Regions from separate parts of the Homo sapiens genome. Here region 1 is linked to region 2. A link is a loop called in an ENCODE intact Hi-C map of the cell type or tissue named here. Cell type or tissue: OCI-LY7. All regions are shown on one strand. Each heading gives the region's core, and the rest is flanking DNA. Links, peaks and the distances in the headings are about the cores only. Region 1 overlaps CUL3 (cullin 3). Region 2 overlaps LOC105373909 (a long non-coding RNA gene).

Region 1 (5,383 bases), core at 126-5,125, 160 kb after region 2:
GGCACAAGAAATGTGTCTTTACTCAACACCACGTGTTTCTCTACAGTCTGTTGCTAATGTTTTATTAGCTAGCCTTTTTAAAGAAATCACCTCCACAAATTAGTGGAGATAGTTAAAAGTATTTAATTATAATAATTTAAAGGAAGGTGAACTTTTATTTTTGAATATTCTGTGTGAGTTCAGTAAGATGGTGTATTGTTTAATGCCACATGACGAATTTCAAAAGTTAGTGATTTAAAACAACCACTAACAATTTATTATCTCTCGTTTCTGTGGGTTAGGGATTGAGAAGATACTCAGTTGGGTAGTTCTGGCTTGGGGTTCATGAGGTTGCATTTAGATGTTGTCTGGGGTTCTGGTCATCTGACGGTTTGACTGAAGCTGGAGAATACACTTCCAGGGTGGTTCACATGGCTGGCAAATTTGTTCTGGATGTTGTTAAGTGGCCTTAGTTTCTCTGCACATGGGCCTTTTCATGTGGCTCTTTGTCCTCAAATCTTGGTGGCTGGTTTTCCCAAGAGCGAGCAATCCAGAAGACCCAGGCAGAACCTGCAGTGCCTTTTTGATCTTTCCCTGGAAGACATGTAGTGTCACTTCTCATTTTCTTGGTTGCCCAAGTCAGCCCTGATAGTGAGAGGACCACACAAGATTAACATATACCAGGGTTATTACGTGCTGTCATAGAAGCTGGCTACAACAGGTGGCATTAATTTGTAGTGTCATATTTAATCTGTAGTAGTCAGGCTGCTGCTGAGGTTTTTTCTTTTCATGTTTTTTGAATGACTAAAGGTAAGTTTATTGTGATTTAGAACAGCTAAAAATAGGAAATACATACAGTGGTAGTCTGTACCTTGGACTTTAGTAATTAGCAGTGGGTTTTTGAAAGAGGTATGGATAAGAACTATTAATACATATTTTTGTTAATGTTCTTTATTTTTTATAATTTTATGAGAATGAGTCTGAAATTTAAAAACTACAGACAATAGCACTATTAATGTCAGAATTTAAATAGAAAACTTAACAGTAGTATTTGATATTCATCAATAATTTATAGCAATCATTAGGGACATAACTTCACAATATAGAAAGGAAAATGAAAGTACAAGGGAAAGTAGACAACTCGAGAATCATGGAAATTCCTTACAAATTTATTGACTAACCTGAGTTGAAAAGGGGGATATAGGAAATTTGAATAACACAATTAGCAAGTTAAAATTGAAGGCTGTTTAGCGAACTTTGAACTCAGAAGGCAAAATAGACATACTGCTCTCAGGAAATATCTGAGGCTAGCATAATTTTTTTGCTAAAACTGAGCAAGGAAAATACAAAAGAGAAAGAAAGCTTAAGGTTATTCATCATTCTGCCTTGCTCCTTAGATTCTAATACACTGAAAGCATAAATCTCAATATTAGCAAGTCATATTCAGTAGTGTATTGAAAGAATAATGCACTGTGTTCAAAAAGGATTTATCCCTACAATACAAAGAAAGGTCAGCATAGGAAAACTTTTTGAAAAGATCGTTATTAAGATATTGTAATAATTGTAAAAACAAGCAGTTGCCTAATTGCCAGGCACCATTTTAAGGAGAAAACCATTTGATCTCTATAGATGAACAAAAAGTATTTGATAAAAGCCAGTCCTCATTCCTTATAAAAGTGGGGGACTCATCGCCACCTTAGAATGGATTGCCCTTAATGCCATAAGGTTGTATCTGATGACAAACTAAATCATTGTAGTAGTTAGTAGGAAAATACTAGACACCTTTCTATTAGACTGAGGAACAAGATGAAGTTGCCTATCTTTACTACTACTATTATGCCTTGCTCTGCAGGTCCTAATATACTAAGAAGAAGAAAGGAATGAAATTCATAAGTATCAGGAAGAAATTGAAAAAATTATCAAAATCTGTAGATAATATGATTGTCAATTTGGCAATACATGATAATCAGTGAGAAAACATTTCTTTAGAAGAGTTTTGTTGGAAAGAAAATACCTTTTCAGTAAACCAGCATTAATCAGTAAATGACATGAAGAAAAGGATGTTTTATTAAGAATCATAGCCTTCCCAGGAATCATCTTAACAAGAACTGTGTAGACAGGGTACTTATACCAAGAAGACAGTAAAAGCTAAAGAATATGAAAGGGTAAATGTACCCAAATGGGAGAATTACAAGTTATAAGTGTGCTGTTTTTAAAAGTCACCTATAAATTCAAGGAAATCTGAAATGAAATGTCCAAAATATATATATTTTTAAATAAAACTCGACAAGCTGATTCCATAATTCATCTGGACCAGAAAATGCACAAGATTAGGCAAAACTACTTTTGAAAAGGGATGGGTCTTAGGTAGGAAAGCTCAGTGAAAGGGGAAGGAATTTGTCCTAATAACAAAACATACCATATCACGTTTTTTTAATTTATAATTTTTATGGGTACATAGTACATGTATATATTTATGGGATACGTGAGATATCTTGATACAAGCATATAGTGTGTAATAATCACATCAGGGTAAATGGGGTATCCATCTTAGCATTATTTGTGTTATGAAAATTCCGGTTGTATTCTCTGTTATTAAAAAGTATACAAGTTAACATTATTTAAAATGCATAGACAGACAGCTCATTTGAACAAAAGGGAGTCCAGAAGCAAACTAATATATTTGTAGGTGTCTGGGATGTGATAAATGTCTTTTTTTTTTTTTTCTTTAAAGCTCTGGGATGTATGTGCAGAACGTGTAAGTTTGTTACATAGGTATACTTGTGCCATGGTGGTCTGCTGCACCCATCACCCTGTAGGGTCCAGCCCCACAGGGTCGGTTGTTTTTCTCCCCTTGTGCGGAGACGAGAGATTGTAGAAATAAAGACACAAGACAAAGAGATAAAAGACAGCTGGGCCCGGGGGACCACTACCACCAAGACGCGGAAACCGGTAGGGCCCCGAATGCCTGGCTGCGCTGTTATTGGATACAAGGCAAAAGGGGCAGGGTAAGGAGTGTGAGTCATCTCCAATGATTGATAAGGTCACGTGAGTCACCTGTCCACCAGCCAGGGGGCCCTTCCCTGTTTGGCAGCCGAGGCAGAGAGAGAGGGGGTTAGAGAGAGAGGACAGCTTATGCCGTTATTTCTGCATATCAGAGACTTTTAGTACTTTCACTAATTTTGCTACTGCTATCTAAAAGGCAGAGCCAGGTGTACAGGATGGAACATGAAAGCGGACTAGGAGCGTGACCACTGAAGCACAGCATCACATGGCATGAGATGGTATCTCATTGTGGTTTTGATTTGCATTTCCGTAATGACCAGGGATGATGAGCTTTTATTCATGTTTGTTAGCAACACAAATGTCTTCTTTTGAGAAGTGTCTGTTCATATCCTTTGTCCACTTTTTGATGGGGTTCTTTTTTTCTTGTAAATTTGCTTAAGTTCCTTGTAGATTCTGGATATTAGACCTTTGTCAGATGGATAGATCGCAAAAATTTTTTCACATTCTGTAGGTTGCCTGTTCACTCTGATGATAGTTTCCTTGCTGTGCAGAAGCTCGTTAGTTTAATTAGATCCCATTTGTCAATTCTGGCTTTTGTTGCAGTTGCTTTTGGTGTTTTAGTCATGAAGTCTTTGCCCATGCCTATGTCCTGAATGGTATTGCCTACGTTTTCTTCTAGGGTTTTTATGGTTTTGGGTCTTATGAGTAGTTTTTTCTCTTTCTGTGAAGAAAGTCAATGGTAGCTTGATGGGAATAGCATTGAATCTGTAAATTACTTTGGGCAGTATGGCCATTTTCACAATATTGATTCTTCCTATCCATGAGCATAGAATATTTTTCCATTTGTTTGGTTTGTAGTTCTCCTTGAAGAGATCCTTCACGTCCTTTTTAAGTTGTATTCCTAGGTATTTTATTCTCTTTGTAGTAATTGTGAACGGGAGTTCACTCGTGATTTGGCTGTTTGTCTATTATTGGTGTATAGGAATGCTTGTGATTTCTGCACATTGATTTTGTGTCCTGAGACTTTGCTCAAGTTGCTTATCAGCTTAAAGAGTTTTTGGGCTGAGACGATGGGGTTTTCCAAATACACAATTATGTAATCTGCAAACAGAGACAATTTGACTTCCTCTCTTCCTGTTTGAATACTTTATTTCTTTCTGTTGCCTGATTGCCCTGGCCAGAACTTGCAATCCTATGTTGAATAGCAGTGGTGAGAGAGGGCATCCTTGTCTTGTGCCAGTTTTCAAAGGGAATGCTTCCAGCTTTTGTTCATTCAGTATGATATTGGCTATGGGTTTGTCATAGATAGCTCTTATTATTTTGAGATATGTTCAATACCTAGTTTATTCAGTGTTCTTAGCAGCAAGGGGTGTTGAATTTTACCAAAGGTCTTTTCTGCATCTATTGAGATAATCATGTGGTTTTTTCATTGGTTTTGTTTATGTGGTGGATTACGTTTATTGATTTGCATATGTTGAACCAGCCTTGCATCCCAGGGATGAAGCCAACTTGATTATGGTGGATAAGCTTTTTGATGTGCTGCTGGATTCGGTTTGCCAGTATTTTATTGAGAATTTTCACATCGATGTTCCTCAGGGATACTGGCCTGAAATTTTCTTTTTTTGTTGTGTCTCTGCCAGGTTTTGGTATCAGGATGATGCTGGCCTCATAAAATGAGTTAAGGTGAAGTCCCTCTTTTTATATTGTTTGGAATAGTTTCAGAAGGAATGGTACCAGCTCCTCTTTGTACTTCTGGTAGAATTCGACTGTGAATCCGTCTGATCCTGGGCTTTTTTGGGTTGGTAGGCTATTACTGCCTCAGTTTCAGAACTTGTTATTGGTCCATTCAGGGATTCAACTTCTTCCTGGCTTAGTCTTGGGAGGGTGTATGTGTCCAGGAATTTATGCATTTCTTCCAGATTTTCTAGTTTATTTGCATAAAAGTGTTTATAGTATTCCCTGATGGTAGTTTGTATTTCTGTGGGATCGGTGGTGATATCCACTTTATCGTTTTTTATTGTGTCTATTTGATTCTTCTCTCTCCTTTATTAGTCTGGTTAGCAGTCTTATCTATTTTTTAATCTTTTCAAAAAACCAGTTCCTGGATTCATTGATTTTTTTTTTTGAAGAGTTTTCTGTTTCTCTTATCTCCTTCAGTTCTGTTTTCTCTTATCTCCTTCAGTTCTGATGTTAGTTATTTGTCTTCTGCTAGCTTTTGAATTTGTTTGCTCTTGCTTGTCTAGTTCTTTTAATTGTGATGTTAGGGTGTCAATTTTAGATCTTTCCTGCTTTCTCCTGTGGGCAATTAGTGCTATAAATTTCCCTCTACACACTGCTTTAGCCGTGTCCCAGAGATTCTGGTACGTCGTGTCTTAGTTCTCATTGGTTTCAAATAACG
Region 2 (5,383 bases), core at 54-5,053:
AGTAGATTTAACTAGAGATCAAGTCACTTCCATCTAACACAAAGTGAATCCATTTTCTTGTCCACTGCTATCTTGCCGCTCTGCAAAGACTGCCCCCAAAGCGTCTCCAAATCTGTAAACTTTTAAGTATAGTAAGTTCTTACTTAACCTCGTCAATAGATTCTTGGAAACTACAACTTTAAGCGAAATGATGAACTGCAGGTCTTCAAATAACATCATTTTGTTATAACATTAATGAGAACAAAATGGTTTTGTTATACCTCATTTTGCTTAAAGTTGCAGTTTTCAAGAACCTATTGACGACACCAAGTGCGGACTTTCTATAGTCCGTTCTCATCCACTACAGTCCTCCACTCTACCAACTGAGCTATCAAAGGCATCACTTGTACTCCTTCCTTCACTTGTACACCTTTCTTTCAAAGGCAGTGAGGATAATTCAAAGGAATCTCAGGAAAAACAAGAAATCAATTTTCTCAATTACTCCCCCCCTGACAATACTGACTCGTGGTTTAGAAAAATTCTAGATCCTGATTTCAGACTGCACAATACATCACAAATTCTAGGGCTAAATTGCCTAGCTTGAAGTTTGACTCCTCCCTTACTAGCTAAATTACTTTCAATTATTTACATCCTCTGGGCCTCAGTTTCCTCATTCGGAAATTGGTTAATAAAATACATTTCACAGATGAGGCTTAAATAGCTATCTGTAAAGTACTTACAACAACATCTGGTAAGTGCTCAGTAAATACCAACCCTTCCTATTTTTGTCTGAAACAAAAGAGAGAAAGAGGTTTAATAATGGGAACTATGAAAGAGGATCACCAACTTGGGAAAAAAAACGTAAGGATGTCTACTTCAATTAAGTGTAACAATTAAGACTTTTTAAAGACCCTGTGTAGGCCGGGTGTAGTGGTTCACACCTGTAATTCCAGCACTTTCGGAGGCCGAGGCGGGCAGATCACTTGAGGCCAGGAGTTCAAGACCAGCCTGGCCAACATGACGAAACCCCACCTCTACTAAAAAAAAGAAACAAACAAAACAGAAATTAGCAGGGTGTGGTGGTGCACACCTGTAATCCCAGTTACTGGGGAGGCTGAGGCATGAGAATTGTTTGAACCTGGGAGGTGGAGTTTGCAGTGAGCTGAAATCACGCCACTGCACTCCAGCCTGGGTGACAGAGCAAGATACTGTGTTAAAAAAAAAAAAGAAAAAAAAAAAGACTGGACGCGGTGGCTCACGCCTGTAATCCCAGCACTTTGGGAGGCCGAGGCGGATGGATCACGGGGTCAGGAGATCGAGACCATCCTGGCTAGCGTGGCGAAACCCTGTCTCTACTAAAAAAAAAATACAACAAAAATTAACTGGGCGTGGTGGCGAGTGCCAGTAGTCCCAGCTACTGGGAAGGCTGAGGCAGGAGAATGGCTTGAACCCAGGAGGCAGAGCTTGCAGTGAGCCAAGATTGCGCCACTACATTCCAGCTGGGCAACAGAGCAAGACTCCATCTCAAAAAAAAAAAAAAAAACCGTGTAAATATTTCAGTTTGGATTTGGTTTCTGTTGGGTTCTTTTGGGTAATATGACTTCCCTGGCTACATAATGAGACTTTATAGGAAAGCGGGAATACCTACCTTAATAGTTTGTGTACAGATTTCATTTAAAAGCCAGGCCCCACACTCCTGCCCCTTTTCAGTAAAATCGAAATGCCTGAGTGCGGTGACTCATTTCTGTAATCCCAGCACTTTGGGGGCTGAGGTGGGAAGATCATTTGAGCCCAGGGATTCGAGACCAGCCTGAGCAACACAGGGGAACCCCGTATCCACAAAAGAAAAAATATTTTAATTAGCTGGGGGTGGTGGCATGTGTCTGTGGTCCCAGCTACTTGGGAGGCTGAGGTGGGAGGATAGCTTGAGCCCAGGATGCGGAGGCTGCAGTGACAGCACCACTATAGCACCAATGTACTCCGGCCTGGGTGACAGAGCATGACAGTCTCAAAAAAAAAAAAATGCAAAACCTAAAACCCTCAATCTTGCTTCTTTTCTATTAGATGCTTCATGAAATTCAGCATTTTATCTCAATACGAAATTCAGCATTTTATCTCAATATCCCAAACTTTTCAGCTATTTTATGTTATCCTCTGTCCTTAACAGCTCAGACTATACTTCAGGGTAGAACTCCCCTTTAGGAAATAATGGCCCGCATCTTCAATTGAGAGGTATCTCAACTGAGTAAACATTGTACTTGACAGATAACTTAGCCACAGTACACTCTACTGCATGAAAGCCTCAGCTTCTGTTTACCTGTCTTTGAACTTGTTTTATATTTAAAGCATCTGTTAGTAAAGCAAGATGTCAAAGGAGATCAACTCTACCACACACTGGGAGCAATGAGTGGAGAAGACACAATTGGTGGGTCCACTTGGAAGGATCAAGGACCCTAGGTTTTGCTCTTCAAGTTTTTCCTCTTCGTATGATTTTTGCTCTGCATGTCATCAGCACATTCATCTTTTGGGGGCCTTCCACGTGCTTAAAGCTGCATGCGAAAATGATTTTCTTGTTATCGGAGGAGGTAGGTTGCTTCCTACATATATAATTGGTTTGATTAATTCAGCTAAGAGTTCATGAAGAGACAGCAATTTGCTGTAATCAGTCACACATATGCACACCTTTAACCTTTTAATTTACGTGCATATGCATGGCTGCCTTTAATTTACGCCCTAGTTTCATTTCTAAAGTTACATGCAGATGAATTTTTTTCTTTCAAACTATTGCATATTTCGAACTATTTTGACCTTGTCTCTGTTGATATGTTGGGGCTGATCATTGTTGGGGGTCTTCCTGTACATTGTAGGATATTCTGAAACATCCCCAGTCTCTACCACTAGATGCCAGTAGCAAACGCTACCCTCAGTTGTGACAACCAAAAATGTCTCCAAACATTGCGAATGTCCCCTGGTGGTGGTAAAATTGCCCCCGTTAAGAACCACTCATCAACTGCTATTGTCCTATAACTTTTAAATAACAAATGTTTGATTCTCATTTTGAATATTAGTAATACATATTTAGCCTTCATTTTCCCCCCTGATTTTGTACCTTGCTTGTCTCTGCCCATGGATAGAAGACCATTATATAAGTATAGTAAAGTCTTAATTTGAGATTGTTGAGTTATGAAAACGATAACCAAATAGCTGTGTGATAATGCAAGTCATTAAAAGTGAAACTGAGCTATTGCATTGTATGTGCACCTGTTCCATAGTTCACTTTAGTGTGCTGAATTATATTACCTGACTCTGCTAGAGTCTTTCCACTTACACTCCCTCCAGAATGCCTGCATCAGGTAAGGCCCATAGAAGCCTCAAGACAAAAGCAAGTCATTGCCTAATTATGGATGATGCCATCGTTATGCACAGCAGGTGCAATTCAGGTCCCGGGAAGCCATAGGAATTGAACAATACTGCCTCTGTGTAACCTGATTGCCAAGGAAGTAAAAACAACCTGTATTCAAAATACAGATATCTGTGGCATTGGGGCCAGCCCTAGATTAGCTTGTCAAGTATGCCCAGGTCACCTTCGGTCACGGGCTTCATCTTTTCAGCATCCTTCTTGCTCCCAAGTCCAGTCTTTCTCCTGCCCCAGAGCAGCTTCTGAGGATCCACCCACCTGAGCCTGTCACTCCAGTGGTTCCTGGTGCTCTAACCATTCTCCCATGTATATTGACCTTTCTGGATCCTATTTCTGGCTGGTCTCACAAACTAATCTGCAGTAGTCTAGATCAGCATTTCTAAACTGGTGGTCTGTGGGTCAAGGCCACTCCCCTGAAACATACATTTCTTTAGCCAACAAGGTGTTTCTAAACTCTTTGGTTAAACTGCTAACATTAATAAACCCAGAAATCTCATCTATTAATAAAAATTTCAGATTTCCAGCTTCTCTGAAAGAATCTGCAAGTGATACTGCTGGTATTGAAATAGTTGGCCATAGCCTATTTTAACAGATCTGATTCTGATTGTGGACCCTTCATCGCAGAGCTTGCACCCTCATTTATTTGTGTGACCTGTCTCGCCCCTGTAGCCATCTGAGTGTGTGATCCTCTCATTTAGATCCCAGAGATTAGATTTGTGTGATAATGTTGTAATTATTTCTGGAACACAAAATCAGCAAGGATAATGGAGGATGTAATAAAATTTAACACAATAACTTTTTTTTCTTTTAGACTGAATCTCACTCGCTCTGTCACCAGACTGGAGTGTAGTGGCGCGATCTTTGCTCACTGCAACCTCCGCGTCCCGGGTTCAAGTGATTATTGTGCCTCAGCCTCCCAAGTAGCTGGGACTACAGGCGTGCGCCACCACGCCCGGGTAATTTTTGTATTTTTAGTAGAGAAGGGGTTTCATCATGTTGGCCAGGATGGTCTCGAACTCCTGACCTTGTGATCTGCCTGCCTCCGCCTCCCAAGGTGCTGGGATTACAGCTGTGAGCCACCACGCCCAGCCCCACAATAACTAACTTTTTAATGCTGTTAAAGTACTTTTCATGGACGTAATTATTTAAATAATAGACATTCATCAAGGGCCTCTTTTATCAACAGCTTTTTTTTTTTTTTGAGATGGAGTCTCGCTCTGTCACCCAAGCTGGAGTGCAGTGGCGTGTACTTGGCTCACTGCAAACTCCACCTCCTGGGTTCACACCATTCTCCTGCCTCAGCCTCCCAAGTAGCTGGGACTACAGGCGCCTGCCACCAAGCCTGGCTAAATTTTTTTTTTTTTTTTTTTGGTATTGTTAGTAGAGATGGGGTTGCACCGTGTTAGCCGGGATTGTCTTGATCTCCTGACCTCATGATCTGCCCGCCTCAGCCTCCCAAAGTGCTGGGATTACAGGCGTAAGCCACTGCGCCCGGCCTCAACAGGTATTTTTTAAGTGCTATAATCAAATACCAGTCACAGTTTAAAGCATTTCCCATAAAATATTTCATCCAATTCTCACAGCAACCATAACAAGAAGGTACCATTATTATTCTCTTATTGGGAATAAGGAAACTGAGGCACAGAGAGGGTAAGAAACTTGTTCCCATGTCCCACCACCCAAAATTCCAGATGGAAAGGAATTGAAAGGCCTGACTCCACACTCGAAGCCAAGCTTACCTGGGCTGTTTACTGCCTCTGAAATTAAGTCAATTCTCATAAAAACTCTAAGAAGCCATAATTATTACTACTCTGCCTTTCAGATGAGGGAATTAGAGCTCAGAGAATTAAGAAACTCTCCTGAAAGTACTTGTCAAAGCACTGCAGATGAGAAGCTTTTTACAGTTGACACCAGCTTCCCACAGAGTCAGCCCAAAGCCGCTAGGCTGGGGTTTCGGTACCACCAATCACCAATGGCTGCAGCATC

Evidence for each region. A loop is a pair of places that touch in the nucleus more often than their neighbours do. Peaks named below come from ENCODE experiments on the same cell type or tissue, not always from the same donor. Only the 100,000 strongest peaks of a DNase experiment are listed, where the experiment ranks them.
Region 1: a loop joins it to region 2, with 2.4 times the contacts of the local background. A loop is called at or near these places in 7 of 110 quality-filtered maps.

The regions. Positions count from the first base shown.
Region 1 is chr2:224,488,033-224,493,415 of GRCh38, reverse strand. All of the region lies in intron 13 of CUL3 (cullin 3), which reads left to right. Among named protein-coding and RNA genes, the nearest start is that of FAM124B, 89 kb to the right of the region's middle. In OCI-LY7, for the core only: no CTCF peak of the experiment used is centred there; DNase peaks (open chromatin) are centred at 665, 3,035 and 3,275; H3K4me3 peaks cover 4,232 bases; H3K27ac peaks cover 4,467 bases.
Region 2 is chr2:224,643,957-224,649,339 of GRCh38, reverse strand. The region is part of intron 2 of LOC105373909 (a long non-coding RNA gene); the gene reads right to left. Among named protein-coding and RNA genes, the nearest start is that of CUL3, 61 kb to the right of the region's middle. In OCI-LY7, for the core only: CTCF peaks have their summits at 2,663 and 2,882 (motif pointing right); a DNase peak (open chromatin) is centred at 2,909; H3K27ac peaks cover 1,200 bases.